Linked DNA regions of Homo sapiens: region 2 is linked to region 1. The links are chromatin loops, found by intact Hi-C in ENCODE. Cell type or tissue: HCT116. All regions are shown on one strand. Links, peaks and the distances in the headings refer to the core of each region. The heading gives the core; the rest is flanking DNA.

Region 1 (8,331 bases), core at 332-8,331:
GGCTAGAGCTACCCCAGCCTTCAGCAGAGGCTTGTCCTCCTAGGTGAAGGGTTGTCCATGCCCAGCCTCGTGAGGCCCGCGTGGTTTTGGGCAGTGCCCAGTGGCACTATTGGCAGGCTCCAGGCACTAAAGGAAGAGACCGAGACCCTGAAAGGTGGGGGAGGAAGACAGAGAAGGAAGAGGTGCCTGCAGAGGGGGTGCTGGTGGCTGCCCCTCACAAACGTGCCAAAGGTTGCCAACTTGAGTTTAAGCCTTGGTTCCAGAACACAAAGCCTCCTCTCTGGGGGCCTTGACCCCTCGGAGCCCCCACCCCGGGCCGGCTGAGCTGCCCGGAGGGAACTAGCCCCAGAAGGGCCTGGTTGTTGGCTGCGAAGTGGCTGGGAGGGAAGTTTTAATGATACACAACACAAGACACAGGGGGGAAAAGAGAGAGGGGGGTGGTGGAGGAGAGAAGGGAGGTTGGGGGGAGAAAGAAAGACCTCCTGCCAGGCCTGTTGCCAGGAAACGGCCAGGCAGCCAGAATCAGCCCTGCTCTTTTCACAGTTGGCTTTAAGCACCGAGAGAAAGCCCGGGCCATAAAGGGGGACATGTGTTGCTGGGTGTGTAAGGCTAGCCTCTGCAGTTAGGGGAGCCCCTGCCCCCGCCCCTGCCGCTGCACCGAGAGCCCCTTGAGCCCCCAGCCCTGCCTCCACGCCTGGGGATTATGGATGAACGATTGAGCTGCCGAGCAATGGAAAAGGCAGGGGTGGCCCTGGCCTTCCAATGTCGCAGCCACTTTGGGGGTGAAACTCACCAGTTGGGTCCCCAGGAAGCTGGCAGGGGCTGGCAGGGCAGGGAGATCTGGGATTCCAACATGGCACGTCCACAGAAAAGTATTCCTATTGGCTCTGCGTGGTCCATCCAGGTTAGGGGGGTGAGGTGTCTGGACTTCTAGGAATCCTCAACAGGGCACTCAGAAGGGAGCTGACAAGTCCCAGAAACCTGCATTCTGGCTCCTGGTTCTTGTCACGGATGCCATGGTGGGAACAGGCCCCTTTAGGCTGTGCCTTGGCACTTGGGGACTGTCCCTGCAGCGCAGTGACTGCTGTGTCCCTGAAGAGTCCACCACACAGCCAGGAAAGAGCAAAAAGAGGGGGAGGGTTGTTGACAAAACGAGCTCATGGCCCTGGCTGCCAATCCAGAGTGATGTCAGCTGAGGAGTGACATGGTGCTCTCAGCACAGAGGACGTCAGCAAACCGGGAAGCAGCATGTGCGTGGAAGCTGGGCCTGAGCCCTGACGCTTCAGCTGAGCTCCCTGGGTGATGGCTCCTTCCACAAGTTCTAACGTCCCACTGAAAGCAAGCTGCAATTTCTGTTGCTTCTTGTATCAATTGCATGAAAGGACGGGCAGTTTCTTTTGATCCTCTGGCATGCCAAGGCCTGAATGCCAGTCCTGGGAGCCTTACCAGCCCTCTAAGAAGAATCAGAAGGTGAGTGTTAGGGAGGAAGGGACAGCCAACCCACCCCGACTCCCCATCTGGTCACCTCACTGCCTGACTTCTCTCTGAGCTTTCCGAGACACTGCTGGAGGCCGACCTGAGCTCAAACTCAAACCCCAGTCTCCTGCTCAGTGTGGTGGGCAGCCCTGCTTCCCTGGCTCATGGAGTGAGTGAGGGTGTGTGTGAGTCAGTTCTAACAAAATCAAGAAATCACTGTATCTTCCAAGAAAGCTTTGACTCAGTGCATGTGTGCACTGAGCTGTTTCCCACGTGAGTGAGCGTCCTGGAAAACAGGCCTGCCCGGGGAAGAAGTGAGCCAGTCTGCCTGCTAGAAACTGCTGGGGGCTCCTGATCGGGAGGCTTGCTTTTCCTTCAACTTCCTTCGCCTCTTTTTCTGGCTGGAGTGTGTGGTTCTGCTAGTTCTGGAGTCTTTCCTGTCCCCATTCTGGACCATGTCCCATCCCAGGTATCAAGAATGGCTCATACCTGTAATCCCAGCATCTTGGGAGTCTGAGGCAGGAGGATCACTTGAGGCCAAGAGTTTGAGACCAACCTGGGCAACATAGTGAGACCCTGTCTCTGCAAAAATTTAAAACTAAGTCAGGTGTGGTGGCATGTGTTTGCAGTCTCAGCTACTCGGGAGGCTGAGGGGAGAGGATTGCTTGAGCCCAGGCATTTGAGGTTGCAGTGAGCTAGGATGGCACCACTACACTCCAGCCTGGTCGATGGAGTGAGACCCTGTTTCAAAAAATAAAAAAAGAAAATGTCTTACTTCCAGAGGGGCTGAATCTCCATGAGGTGGTAACCAAAACGACGGATTTGCCAACTCTCAGGGGGAAGTGGTGTCCTGGGCAGTGGCTGGAGAAGCAGGTGGTGCCTGGGTCTGATCGCAGGAGGGAGGCCTTCTGGGTTCTGCCTCTGGGAGAGGGCAGGCTGCTGGGGAGGGCGCGCATTAGGAGATGGAGAGTTAGGCCACCAAGGAGCCCACTAGGGCACCTGGCAAGTTCTGCTAGGCCTGCCGAGGCATGGCTGGGCTTTACAACAGGGGGTACGGAGCTCCTTGAGTGGAAAGCTCCTCTCGCTGGCTTGCCCCTGATTTCATCTCAAGAACGGTCAACTCTAGCAAGCAAATATACCTCCTGGGCTGTAGGTAGGGGCTCAGCCCTGTCCCTGAGGCTGGGCACAGGCTTGGTCCTTCTCGCCTGCCTCCTCCCCTTCCCTGTCCTCTGTCACACCCCTCCCCCATGCAGAGGAGCCAGTTTTAACCTGGAAGGTTCCCTCTGCCCTCTCACAACTCAGCACCCCTGTTATTCCTTCAGAACCCCTGGCCAGCTCCTCAAGGGCTTCCCCCACGCTAATATACTCTTAGAGTCTGTGGCTTCTGTTTCTCTAGCTTGTTCAGGGAAGAGTCTCTGGAGGCCCACCTTACCCCCAGAAGCATTCCAAAAAATGGCCATTGAGCTCACCTGTCAGTGTTCCTCCCCCAGGCAGCATCAAACTCCCTAGATTGGCCCTCAGTCTCTCTTCTTCTTCTCCTTCTCCTTCTCCTTCTTCTTCTTTCTGGAGACAGGATCTCGCTCTGTTGTCCAGGCTGCAGCGCAGTAGTGCGATCAGTGCTCACTGTAGCCTCCATCTCCTGGGGTCAAGTGATCCTCCCACCTCAGCCTCCTGAGTAGCTGGCACTACAGGAACACACCACCACACCTGGCTAATTTTTTTTTATTTTTAGTAGACAGATGAGGTCTTGCCATGTTGTCCCTTATTCTTTTTTTTCTTTTTTGAGACAGAGTCTCACTCTGTTGCCTAGGTTTGAGTGCAGTGGCACAATCCCGGCTCACTGCAAGCTCCGCCTCCCGGGTTCACGCCATTCTCCTGCCTCAGCCTCCCGAGTAGCTGGGACTACAGGCACCCGCCACCACGCCCAGCTAATTTTTAATATTTTTATTAGAGACAGGGTTTCACCGTGTTAGCCAGGATGGTATCGATCTCCTGACCTCGTGATCCACCCACCTCGGCCTCTCAAAGTGCTGGGATTACAGGCATGAGCCACCACGCCCAGCCCAGTCTCCCTTATTCTTAATGAGGTGACCATGAGTTAATCTCTTAGGTCCACCCTCACCTCCTCCAGGAAGCCTCCCTGACTTACCCCTCCTCCTTTGTGCCTTCTAGCTTCTCATCAGTGTAGTCATTCCTGACCTACAGTGGCCCTCAGCAGTTGCCAAGATTTGTCCCCAAAGCTCAGGGCTGGTGGTCAGGTGGGTTAGGGATGAGTTGTTAAGGGTTGGGAGAATACATCTCCTAATGCAATGAGGAACAGATCCAGCTGGGTTGGAGGGAAGGGAGGAGGGCCTGCGCCCCCTCAGCCCCCTTCACTCCCCACCTCTGCACCCCTGCCTAGCTTCTTAACCAGGAAGTTGAGCTACCTTCACTAAAGAAGAGTGGAGACAGGAGACCCGGCCCTTCTCTCTGGGACAGGACTCTCCTGGTGGGGCTCCTCAGAGGTGAGATCCTGCCTCTGGGCCCCTGGGAGACCCTGGACCTTAAAGTTATTGTGCCCACACATTCTGGATGGGGCCTGCGAGGATGGTCAGGGTCATAGTGCCACCTGCTGGGGCTCCCAGGAACAGCAGCTGGAGAGACGCTGACGTGTGTGTGTGTGTGTGTGTGTGTGTGTGTGTGTGTGTGTCTCGGTTGTGGTGGTGGCGGGGCAATTAATAACACCTCACCACAGATCTTAAAATTCGCCTGATATTGAACCCTTACCCCCTTTCCAAGGAAGCAGCCAAAAGAGTGCGGAGGAAGTGATATTGGAATTCAACTGGGGCTCCCAGGGAAATCCAGGGCTGCAGGGACATAATTGCATTCCTTGGAACTGCTGTTTTTTGAACTTCATTCATGAAGCCTGGTTTCTAGGGATGCTTTCTCTTTTCATGGACCCAGAAGGAAAGTGGAGATGGTTCTTCATGCTTCTATGTGAAATGGGGTTTCAAGGGCAAAAAACAAGTAAGCACTTTGAATATCTTTGTGTTTTTTTACACTGATAAGAGGAAGAAAAGTATGTCACATTGTAAATGTCGATGATTAGAAACAGTCCAAGGTGATCATTGTAATGTCAATTTCTGAAGCAGTTGGGAGAAATAAGTAGGATAATGAAATGAATCAGCACAGTGCCTCTCACTTGCTAAATATGCCGCATGTTGGGAAATTCATTGATAAAATGAAACCCACTGTGGAGAAAGTGACTGGCCTTCCTGGCAAGCCAGGCTGGAGGTGAGCAGGGTTGGCCAGGGTCATGGGGTGATGTCTTGGTTGGAAGCCACCAGGTGACCTGTGTCCTGTTGACACACAAGTATGCTGCTTAGTAACTCCCTGGAATTATTTTTAAAAAGCTAGATGTGTGAATAAAGAATTTGGGGGATTACAATTTTGGTTTGTAAATGAACCCTTTGCTTTAGGAAGAACTCAGCATAGGACCCTTGCAAGTATTTCTTTTTCTTTTTTTCTTTTTTTTGAGACAGAGTCTCGCTCTGTCGCCCAGGCTGTAGTGCAGTGGCGTGATCTCGGCTCACTGCAACCTCCACCTCCCAGGTTCAAGCAATTCTCCTGCCTCAGCCTCCCAAGTAGCTAGGACTACAGGCACTCGCCACCATGCTAGGCTAATTTTTGTATTTTTAGTAGAGATGGGGTTTCACCATGTTGGCCAGGCTGGTCTTGATCTCTTGACCTCGTGATCTGCCCGCCGCGGCCCCCCAAAGTGCTGGGATTACAGGCGTGAGCCACCGTGCCTGGCTGAACCTTGCAAGTATTTCACATGATATTTGTTTTGCCCCCTTCATCCCTTTACTTATGTAACCAAACTCCACCTGCAGTGACAAGGCTGGCCTGATAACCTACTCATGGAGCCAAATGCAGATGCTTCTTAGGCAGAATTTGGAGTATAAATGGGAGAATATTTGGGGGACTGGAGGGTGGGACTGATGTTGGGGAATCAGCAAGCACCAGGCCACCATCTTGCTGTATGACATTTGTTTCCCCATCGAATCCTCACTAGAACCCCATGCAAGAGCTGCCGCTGCCACCCTCGTTTTACAAATAAGGGACTTGTGGCCCAGGGAGGCTGTGTGACCTGTCCGAGGTCATAGTCCTAATAAACGCTAGAGGTGGGATGTGAACCCAGAGAGTCTGGGGTGACTCCAAAGGACTGAGGCTGGGAACACAGGAAGGTGGTGATGCCCCTGCTGGGAATGTGCCTGGGGGAAGGTTTGGAGGGATGGCTCATGGTCAGTGGGATTTAGTTTCCCACTCACCAGGCAGAGGACTGACCTGGTATATGCCTTCAGGGCTGATATGCACAATTGTGCATGTTGTGCACTGCAAAAGGTTACACCACATATGAGGACACTGTGCACATCACGGCCATATTTGCAGTGATTGTTTTCTGACAGTTGGGAAAAAAGTGCCTGGAGGAGGAGGGACCTCTTTCTAAATCACTCAGAGGGGCTTCATGGGTGGGTGGCGTTTTCCACGTGTACATCACCGTCTTTCTCCACCCAAGGGAGTGAGCAGGTACTGGGACAACTTTAGGCCATTGCTCCAACCCCTGTGTTGAGGGGGTGGAGGAACCTTTTGCATTTTCTGCCCCCTCTTCACTTCTCCCAGAAGTCATGGGAGGGGCAACAGACAGCAAAAGCCTTCTCTGTGTCACTGGCCCTACTGTTTTCTCTCTGAGACATCTGGCTGAAAATTCAGGCTCTTGCCATCCCTGTGGAAACAGGATCACATAATTGGTGGTAAGGTGGGGAGGGAAGGAAGGAGAAGTGAGGAACAGCCGAGTGGGTCAGTGGATCAGAAGAGATAGAACGGGGCCTGCCTTAAAAAAAAAAAAAAAAATCACAGGCCAGGTGTGGTGGCTTATGCTTGTAATCCCAACTTTTTGGAAGGCCAAGGCAGGAGGATCACCTGAACCCAGGAGTTCAAGACCAGCCTGGGCAACATACTGAGACCCCATTTCTACAAAAAATGAAAAAATTAGCTGGGCATGGTGGTATTCGCCCATAATCCTAGCTTCTCAGGAGGCTAAGGCAGGAGGATCGCTTGAGCCTGGGAGGTCAAGGCTGCAGTGAGCCATGATGGCGCCACTGCACTCCAGCCTGGGCGACAGAGCGAGACCCTGTCTCAAAATAAATTAATTAATTTTAAAAATTAAAAATAAAATTTAAAAAGTACATATACACACACATCCACGTATATGTAAAATGTCATAGATAATTTGGGTTGTTTTAATAAGCATATATCAGCCTTCAAGCAGATGCAGTCCATAAAAATCCGGGTTTACAAAAACAGATAATTTGGCATAGAGGCCTGTGCACAGAGAGGGGATTACTCACCATATAAAATGGTTTCCAGGGGCTTGTTTTCTTTTCTAAAGAATTTTGTTTTGTTTTCTGAGACGGAGTCGCACTCTGTCGCCCAGGCTGGAGTGAAGTGGAGTGATCTTGGCTCACTGCAACCTCTTCCTCCCGGGTTCAAGCCATTCTCCTGCCTCAGCCTCCTGAATAGCTGGGATTACAGGCGCCCGCCACCATGCCCAGCTAATTTTTGTATTTTTAGTAGAGACAGACTTTCACCATGTTGGCCAAGCTGGTCTCGAACTCCTGACCTCAGGAGTTCCGCCCGCCTCGGCCTCCCAAAGTACTGGGATTACAGGCGTGAGCCACCGCACCTGGCCTCTAAAGAATTTTAAGTGAATTTCCAAGAGTTTCAAAGATGATTGTTATGTTTATGGAATGCTTATTCTATTAGCTCTGAACTCATGCTAATATGTTTGTGGCCATGCGACCCAGCATACACTCTGTCCTTGTGGCCACTGCCAATGGGACCAGCTGTGGGTACCTGACCCTTGGCACTCTTAGCCCCTGGCGGGTCCAGGCAGCACTGGCGTGGTGTCCACTTTTTTCTCAGACACTTGCATCAGGTTGTATGGTAGCTGCCACTGGGCCCCAAAGCTGTATGGCTGTGGCACAACGCAGGCGTCAAGGCAGCCATGACTGCCATGCACAGGCTGTAAATTCTTTATATATATATATATGTTTTTTTATTATACTTTAAGTTCTAGGGTACATGTGCACAATGTGCAGGTTTGTTACATAGGTATACATGTGCCATGTTGATGTGCTGCACCTATCAACTCATCATTTACACTAGGCATTTCTCCCAATGCTCTCCCTCCCCCAGTCCCCCCCGCCAAGAGGCCCCAGTGTGTGATGTTCCCTGCCCTGTGTCCATGTGTTCTGATTGTTCAGTTCCCACCTATGAGAACATGCAGTGTTTGGTTTTCTATCCTTGTGATAGTTTGCTGAGAATGATGGTTTCCAGCTTCATCCGTGTCCCTGCAAAGGACATGAACTCATCCTTTTTCATGGCTGCATAGTAGTCCATGGTGTATATGTGCCACATTTTCTCTTTTCTTTCTTTCTTTCTTTCTTTCTTTCTTTCTTTCTTTCTTTCTTTCTTTCTTTCTTTCTTTCTCTTCTTTCTTTCTTTTTTCTTTCTTCTTTCTTTCTTTCTTTCTTTCTTTCTTTCTTTTCTTTCTTTCTTTCTCTCTCTCTCTTTCCTTTCTTTCCTTCCTTCATTCCTTCTTTCTTTCTTTCTTTTTGAGATGGAGTCTCACTCTGTCTCTCAGGCTGGAGTGCAGTGGTGTGATCTCGGCTCACTGCAAGCTCCGCCTCCTGGATTCATGCCATTCTCCTGCCTTAGCCTCCCGAGTAGCTGGTACTACAGGTGCCCGACACCACGCCCGGCTAATTTTTTATATTTTTAGTAGAGACGGGGTTTCACCGTGTTAGCCAGGAT
Region 2 (8,331 bases), core at 6-8,005, 100 kb before region 1:
TATATCTAAAGTTGCTGAAACAGAAATAATTACCCCCAACATCTACATATATTATGCACACAAAAAAACTTTATGTCAGCATATTAATTATAAAAACTATTAGAATGTGAGACTTTTTCTAGGCATTTAAATTTATCTCTTAAAATAGTTCTTCTTTTTTAGCTGAAAATAATTTATGCTAAAAGTCACTTGGGAGAAGGAAGATTAACTTCAGTGCTATCTTATACTTCTTGTTCTTTACATTGTTAAATACTATACACATTGATTTAAACAGAGGTACACCCCCTTGGCTGAGAAGCATTTGTGATCCAAAGTAGATACTAACAGAAATAAACAGAAACTATTAACGAATGATCTGCCACACTAAGATTTAAGAATAATTGTTTCTGTGTTGTAAAACTTATTGTAAGATTTTTGAGGGAAGGAACATTATCTTATGCTTTTAAATCTCACAGCCAATGGCATAGAGGCTTATACGTACATGCTTCACAAATACCTTATCAACAAAAAAAAATTTTTCAGTGTCTTTTCATTTTAGTGGGCTCAAGTGTTTTCATATTGCTGGAGTTTATATTTAGACAGGATATGATAAGAGTGAAAACATTCAAAAATAAGTAAAGTTCAAATGGCCAACAAGTATAAGAAGAGGTACTCAACATCATTAGTCATCAGAGAAATGCAAGTCAGAACCAATAGTGAGATACCACTCATTGCATACCTGCTAGAATGGCTATCATCAAAAAGTCAGGTAATGACAAGCGCTGGTGCAGATGTGGAGAAATTGGAACCTGTATGCACTGCTGGTAAGAATGTTCCTCAAGAGGTTAAGCATAGAGTTACCATATAACCCAGCTATTCCACCAAGTATACACCTACAAGCAATGAAAAACATATGTCCACATGAAAGCTTGTATGTGAGTATTCATAGCAGCATTATTCATAACTAAACATTTATCTGATAAAATCTAGTATATCCATATAATGGAATATTACTCAGCAATAAAAAAAAGTAGTACCATTACATACTACAACATGAATGAACTTTGAAAACATGCTAAGCAAAAGGAGCCAGTCAAAAAGACCACATATTGGATGATTCCAGTTACATGAAATGTCCAGGACTGGCAGATCTATAAAGACAGAAAATATATTTGGGATGGCCTAGGGCTGGGAGGGGAGAATGAGAAGAGTGAGAGGGTCACTGCTAATGGGTATGGGGTTTCTTTTTGGGGTGATAGAAATGCTCTAAAATTGATTTTGGTGGTGTTGTGTATATCTGTGAATATACTAAAATACTGAATTGTACACTTTAAATGGGTAAACTGTGTGCTCTGTGAACCATATCTCAAGCGATTACATTTTTTAGAAGTGGTTTAGGAGCTACTTAAATGATGAAAGGAGACATAGAGTTAGAAGTGAGGGGTGAGCATCCAAGGTACGTGGCCCAGCTTGGGAGAAAGAGGAATTGGATCATTTAAAAAGAACATGGAGTGAATTTATCTAAGGACTGAAGAGGAAGAATATAGAAATATGTAAGAAGTAAGAGATGTGGTTGCCTTAGTGATTGGAAATGGCAGGGGTTCTCTCTGAAGGGAATACCATCTGGTCATTAATCTGAATTTGGTGACTCTGACCTGGACTGCCAGATTACCTGCAGTATACATGAATCAGTAACAGGATAAATTAATATTTGTAGTATTTCTAGTTGGCATGTATTTAACAAAATAAAAATGTGCTTTGTCATACCACCTTGCTTTTTAAAATGTTTATATTCTCTCAAGAAAATAAGGGGAAATTTTCAGGCTGATCCAAGTGTTAAGAATATTAGTCATTGTAAAATGGAAGCATTCACTTTGTCAAACCATTAGCATATAGTTTTTTCAGATGTTTTTAATTAAATATTAAAGGTATATTCAGCTAAATATTGTAGAAATGCATAGAGTGATAGAAAAATATTTATTACTGGTAAGAAAACAAAAGTTGTGAGCATTTTTCTTTAAAAGGAGGAACTATACTTATATACACTACAGTAATCATATCAGTCACAGAATCCTCAATTTTGCATTTGTTGTATTTCCAGCTTTCACACAGAAAAATTGTGTGTGCATGTGTGCACGTGCTCAAATAAAAGAATCCCTTCAGGGGCACTATGTTGTTATGTATCCAGATATTCTCTTTTCTCCTTCCACCCCTCCCCCACCACCCCCTCCCTTCTTGTAAATTGGCTTATTAAAACTGGTTCCCAAGCCCTCCTTTTTTCCCTTTGTGATTGCCTTGGTCTTGGATTTTCAGTGTAGAACTAAAAATTCAAGTCAGATTTCAGTTACTAGGATAATTTTCTTTGAATTTTAAATTTTTCTAAGTAAATGCATAGATTTTTAATGAACCTGGTATTCAGTGGATTTGCTTTAAATTTAGCTGCAGAGTTAATTTCATGATTGATTTATTAGCCCTTTGAAAGTATAAAAAGTGGTATCTGCAGTTCGTGAAGAGTGAAAAACATCATCACATTTTGTTTAGCATCTTTTTAAAACCAATTAAAAGCTTTTCTAAAATGGATTGAACAGGAGAAAATAAAACATGTTCCCTAGGTCTTTATTTCAATCAAGTTTCCCTGTGTTCTGCAGGAGAAGAGATCGAGAGGGGATAGAAAAATTGAAAAGGGCTGTCCCAGCAGGGAGCCAAGCCGGAAAAAAGGGCTTCTCTGAGAACTCAGCAGCAGCAGCTAAGAAAGCTCCCAGCCTGCTTCATCTACATGCAGAGTCACACAAGGCATGGGGGTGCTCACTGTCACACAGAGGTTTCACATGTGCTTCCCTGCTGATTCCTGTGAAAAGCTAACAATTGGCTTGGAGGGTAAAAGACCACTGCAGTTCACCCTCCCTGAGCTGGACGTACAATTTGTCCAGTGTTAGGAAATGTCCGGCTTAGCAGTGAGAGGCTTGAAGACACCCCTCCTTCCAGTGAGATTCCTAACGCCGTCTCTTTTACTTGATGACACTGGGGCTCTTTTCAAGTTTTGCAGATTTATGGAAGTTGAGGGGAATGTGCTTTTCAAGATCAGGAGGATGAAAGCCTTGGTCTTAATGTCAAGGAGGAAGCGGTAGTGAGTGGTAAGGCCAGGTAACTCTTCCTGCAGCCTGCAGGACCAGTGGCTTGATTTTTCCTCATAGATCTCTTCTGCCACCTTCTTTTTTTTTTCTTTTTGGGAGACAGAGTGTCTGAAAAGGAACTCCTTGGGCTGTAAAATGACATGATTCCCCAGTTTCCTCAACAAGTGTGAGAGTAGTTAAGCCTATTAACCTCACTGTTTAATGCTGGGTTTGACACTTTTGTGCATCAAATTGGAAAACCTCATCTGTATGTAACAGGGTAGCCTCGTAATTTATGGAGGAGCAATCCTTCCTCAGTTCAGTGCTTCCCAACCTTTTTAGATTATGGTGCATACAAAATGATAACATCTGATGATACACTTGGGTAAGTGGATGAGGCCACTCACAACTGGCCAGGGCTCTAGCCTTCCCAACAGCTGGCAGGAATTGATATCTTAGTCCAGGTATAACTCATTTGAAGCTCAACGATTGGAAAACTCTTTGGAAACTTTAAACTTTTACAAAAGAAGAATTACCACTCCAACGTCATAGCAGTATTACTGAAGTAGAACTCAGACCTAACAGTTATTAGTGTTCTGGCTAAATTTTATGATGTTGTTGAGAATAGTAACTTCCTCGCTGCTCTGACACCTAGGAATATTACCTAATAAGAGAGAAATACAGCTTAAAGCTTGGAGGACCTAAGGTGTGGACCAATAAGAAACTGTCAGCATTCTCAGGATGGGGACTTGGGTAGACACACTTGTTTCTGCATGAGTTTTGTTTTTAACATCAGCAGTCTCTAGACAACATTGCTTTCATGTAGTCCTTACATGACATCTTAGCAGTCTTACTTCAGATATGGTTATAGGACATCTTGGTATCTTGATAATATTAAGCAACTCTTTAGGCTTTGGGTTGCTTTAGTGAAATAAGCAGATAATGGAAGAGACTCCAAATCATGCAGGCCTAAACATGAGTATCTCTCCATCTATTTGTTCAAAATTAACTCTGGCTAATGACTATGATATGACTCAATAAGATATATAACCACTTTAGGAAAGAGGCTTAGTCATTTTGCCAGACACATTAATTTTAATCCACTGATGTGGTGACTTTTGCATTGGGCTTCATTTCTTTTATCTAAAAAAAAAAATGATGCTTGACAGTTTAGTGGCCTTCTTAGTAAGTCAGTGACATTAGATACCTACTATATTTATAATACTCTCTTTAGGTATACTTTGCTTAGTATAGTAGATTTTCTTGGAAAGTCCTTTGTAGATTGAACATGTGTGTGTGTATATATACATATCTCTGAGGACAAAGGAAATTTCCAGAGATCTGTGTTCTTGTTTTCTGGACAGAAAGATAATGTATAGTGAATGTATAGTGATCAACTAAGATAATGCCTAGTGAAGCCCTTTGTAAACCTGTGGACTACATAGATAGACAGTATTAAAGAACATATATATATAGTACATATATATGTAGATTAATTTCAAATGTATCAAAAACAGTGAAATAGGCCAGACATTGTGGCTCACGCCTGTAATCCTAGCACTTTGAGAGGCCAAGGCAGGAAGATTGCTTAAGGCCAGGAGTTCGAGACCAGCCTAGGCAACATAGTAAGACCAGTCTTTACAAAAAAAAGTTAGTCGAATGTGGTGGTGAGCATCCGTAGACCCAGCTATTCAGGAGGCTGAGGCAGGAGGATCGCTTGAGCCCATGAGTTCAAGACCGCAGGAAGCTGATTCTTACCACCGCACTCTAGCCTGAGTGATAGAGCAAGACTCTGTCTCTAAAAACAAAACCAACAAAAAACAGTGAAGTAAATTATTTTATAAAACATTGCTACAGATATCTGCTGAATAAAATCAAATTTTCAAAATAGGGTTTTGTTTTGGTTTTGGTAGAGCACATCTATAGTAGATATTAATACCAGAATAAATTATAAGATATATATGCCATTTTCTGATAACTCAAAATTAAATATCTAAATTTTAATCATCAGAGAAATGCTAATAGTGTTGAGACGAAATATTTTTTCATTGCTAGAATGTATTCTTCCAGATCCATTGCCTTAAATAAGTTACTGTGGCATTACATTAGCTTTTGAAAGGTGGGGATTATAACGTCGTAGTAGTCCATGGGTGCCATGACTCTAGTTAAGAGCACCCTTTCTGTAGAACTTACTCTTTGTATTGAACTTGAGGTTTAAAAAAAAAAAAAAGAAACCTATGTCTTAGCTCAGATATCATCTGGCATTATAGCCTTGAACGTCCCTTAATTTCTTGGTGTCTATTTCTTCATCTGTAAAATAGAGATAATTCCTCATGTGTTACCTACTCTGTTGAGGGTCAGCTAAGATAATGTGTAGTGAAGCCCTTTGTAAACTGGTGGACTACATGAGCTGTCCAGGCGCAGTGGCTCATGCCTGTAATCCCAGCACTTTGGGAGGCTGAGACAGGTGGATCATTTGAGGTCAGGAGTTCAAAACCAGCATGGCCAACATAGTGAAACCCGATCTCTACTAAAAATACAAAAATTAGCTCGACGTGGTGGTGTGCACCTGTAATCCCAGCGACTCGGGAAGCTGAGGCAGGAGAATTGCTTGAACCCAGGAGGCGGAGTTTGCAGTGAGCTGAGATTGTACCACTGCACTCCATCCTGGGTGGATGGAGTGAGACTCTGTCTCAAAAAAAGAATTGCCTTTGGATAGTCCACAGAACCTTTTCAGCTTGTAAGATAGGAAAACTGAAGAACGTATAATAACTGCTATATAGAGGAAGTTTCCATAGGAAGTGAGTTCAGAGCTCCCACTTTGGAATGCCTGAACCCAACTTCCCTCATTTGCAGTACTGGGAAAAGAAACCTGCTTCCCCATCTCTCATTCACTGAAATTTAGAAGCTTCCTACATCCTAAGACAAATACTCTTGTCTGGGGATTAGGGATTCCTGTTGTAGAAAGAAGTAGGAAGTGGAGACAGGAATTGCCAAGATCAGTAGGCCACCACCAGGTCACACTTGTCTTCAGCCTCCAGGGACTGGCCCACCTGCTTCCTTTCCCTGCCACCACCTGTTGCTTGTGGCTGAAGTTCCCCTTTTCTCCTAACTCATGGTGCAACAAAGTGGTGCTTCACAGTTTCTTTCCTACCTTTCTGTCCCAGAAACAAGAATGCAGATCTTTGGAGATTTCCTGTGTCCTTGGGGATCTCACAATGGCCAGAAGCCCTGGCCCTCCCTCTACTCCTTACCCTGTTAATCTTGGATGGTAGGATTATAGGTGATTTCTTTTTTATTTTGCTTTATTGTTTCCTGTACTTTATAGATTTTCTACAATAAGCATATGTTACTTTGATAATCAGGAAAAAATAAAAAATGTGTATACAATTATTTTTAACTTAGCAGTATAACTGTCAAAAATTCCTTAATTCCATTGCTTTGGTACTAATTTGCTGCTAACCACTAGGGTTAAATGAGACTACCTTTGTATCTAAGCTTGTCTATGTATAATATATTTTTAACCTTGTTCTTTTTATGACTTAAGATTTAATTGAATATCTGAAATATGCTGTGGGTTTTGGAGTAAAAGTGTGCAAGTGCCTCCTAACTCTCACAGTTGTCCTGGGAAACCCACCTGGCACTTGGCTCAGTGCCATGCTCCCCATCTAAACTTACCATGGTTGAATGCCAGTGTGACTAAAGTTGACCAAGGTAGATGGTAACGATTGTCTTAAGCTTCATTGAAAGGAGATCGGAAGTTTCTTTTTCACCAAAAATATTTCTTTTGACATAGAAGTTTAAAACATTTCTTTAAGGAACATCTGCTTTTATTAGATGTACATTTAAGAAATCCTTCTCAGTATAGAGATAAAAAGATGAATAAGACATTGTACCTGCCCTCAGATGGCTCATAGTCCAAGAACACTGTTCAATTGTGAAGTTTGTGCACAAGGTGGGCACAGGTCAAGTAGCAAATGAAGGTTAACATCCAGCCCACATGCTGCCCACCAAGGAGTCCACCCTGGTTTGGGACTGAATCTGCCCTGAGTAAGGTTACCAGATTTAGCAGATAGGAATATAGGATACTTAGTTAAATTTAAATTTCAGAAAAACATCACATAATTTTTTAGCATCAGCATATCCCATATTTTGGTCAGACTTATACTCAGGTATTTCTCTAGCAACCCTAACGCTGAACAAGAGGAAGAGGGTGCCTTTTAGCTCATACGAGGTGCTGGGGCTTGGGGAAGGAAGCAAGGGTGGCTGCACTCACCCAGATGATTGCTTTTTTCTAATTTGTTCACCTAGGGTGTGTGTGCGTGTGTGTGTGTGTGTGTGTGTGTGTGTGTGTTTTCTGATCCATGCAGAAGCTAACTGGTGTCCCTGTCACAATCCAGGGTGGGAGAAAGATGTGAAAACATGATGCATAGAGTTAGGTTTTATATGTTACGTGGTTCCAGTGGAACATAAAGGAAAGTGTGGTCCATTTTACCTGAGAAGATGTGCAAATCATTCACAAATAGTAGTTTCGGATCCTGGTCTTGAAAGATGAGTAAAAGGGAGATTTAGTCAGGGCCATTGTGCCATGCTAAGGAATTCAAGCGCTGCAGCAATGGAGAGAGAAGGTGAAGGATTTATGTATGCTAAAATTAGCATATTATTATTATTATTATTATTATTATTATTATTATTATTATTAGAGATAGGATCTTGCTGTGTTGCCCAGGGTGGAGTGCAGTGACGCAGTCTCAATCACTGCAGCCTTTACCTCCTGGGCTCAATTGATCCTCCCGCCTCAGCCCCTGGAGTAGCTGGGACAACAGGTGCACACCACCACACCTGACTAATCTTTATATTTTTTGTATAGACAGGGTTTTGCCATGTTACCCAGGCTGGTCTCAAACTCCTGGGCTCAAGCAGTCCACCCACCTCAGCTTCCCAGAGTGCTGGGATTACAGGTGTGAGCCATTACACCCAGCCTAAATTTTTTTAATTAACGTACAATATGATACTTGAGAATTTGAGGATATGTTCTGTGTACTTATCTTAGGCTTCATATGGCATAGTTTCACTGGAGGGAAGAATAGAAATTCATAAGAAATTATAGGCTTCATTTTTTCTAAATGACTGAAGCTTAACCTCTTTAAATATCAATTATTATACTTTAGCCTTTTTTAAGAGGAAAAAAATTGCTACATACATTCTTAGTGTCTGAAGCAAAGTATAATAAACTCTA

Evidence for each region. Hi-C counts contacts between places; a loop is a spot of excess contacts. Peaks named below come from ENCODE experiments on the same cell type or tissue, not always from the same donor. Only the 100,000 strongest peaks of a DNase experiment are listed, where the experiment ranks them.
Region 2: a loop joins it to region 1, with 5 times the contacts of the local background. A loop is called at or near these places in 3 of 110 quality-filtered maps.

The regions. Positions count from the first base shown.
Region 1 is chr17:46,831,971-46,840,301 of GRCh38, forward strand. LOC101929777 (a long non-coding RNA gene) reads right to left here and starts at 1,132. Exons shown (of 3, transcript XR_429986.3): 1 at 794-1,132. It also overlaps a transcript of LRRC37A2 not described here and a transcript of WNT9B not described here. RefSeq lists enhancers at 1-382, 383-1,030, 1,031-1,678. In HCT116, for the core only: a CTCF peak has its summit at 4,081 (motif pointing left); a DNase peak (open chromatin) is centred at 4,091.
Region 2 is chr17:46,730,159-46,738,489 of GRCh38, forward strand. All of the region lies in intron 17 of NSF (N-ethylmaleimide sensitive factor, vesicle fusing ATPase), which reads left to right. It also overlaps a transcript of LRRC37A2 not described here. Among named protein-coding and RNA genes, the nearest start is that of WNT3, 84 kb to the right of the region's middle. RefSeq lists an enhancer at 2,451-3,227. In HCT116, for the core only: no CTCF peak of the experiment used is centred there; a DNase peak (open chromatin) is centred at 4,199.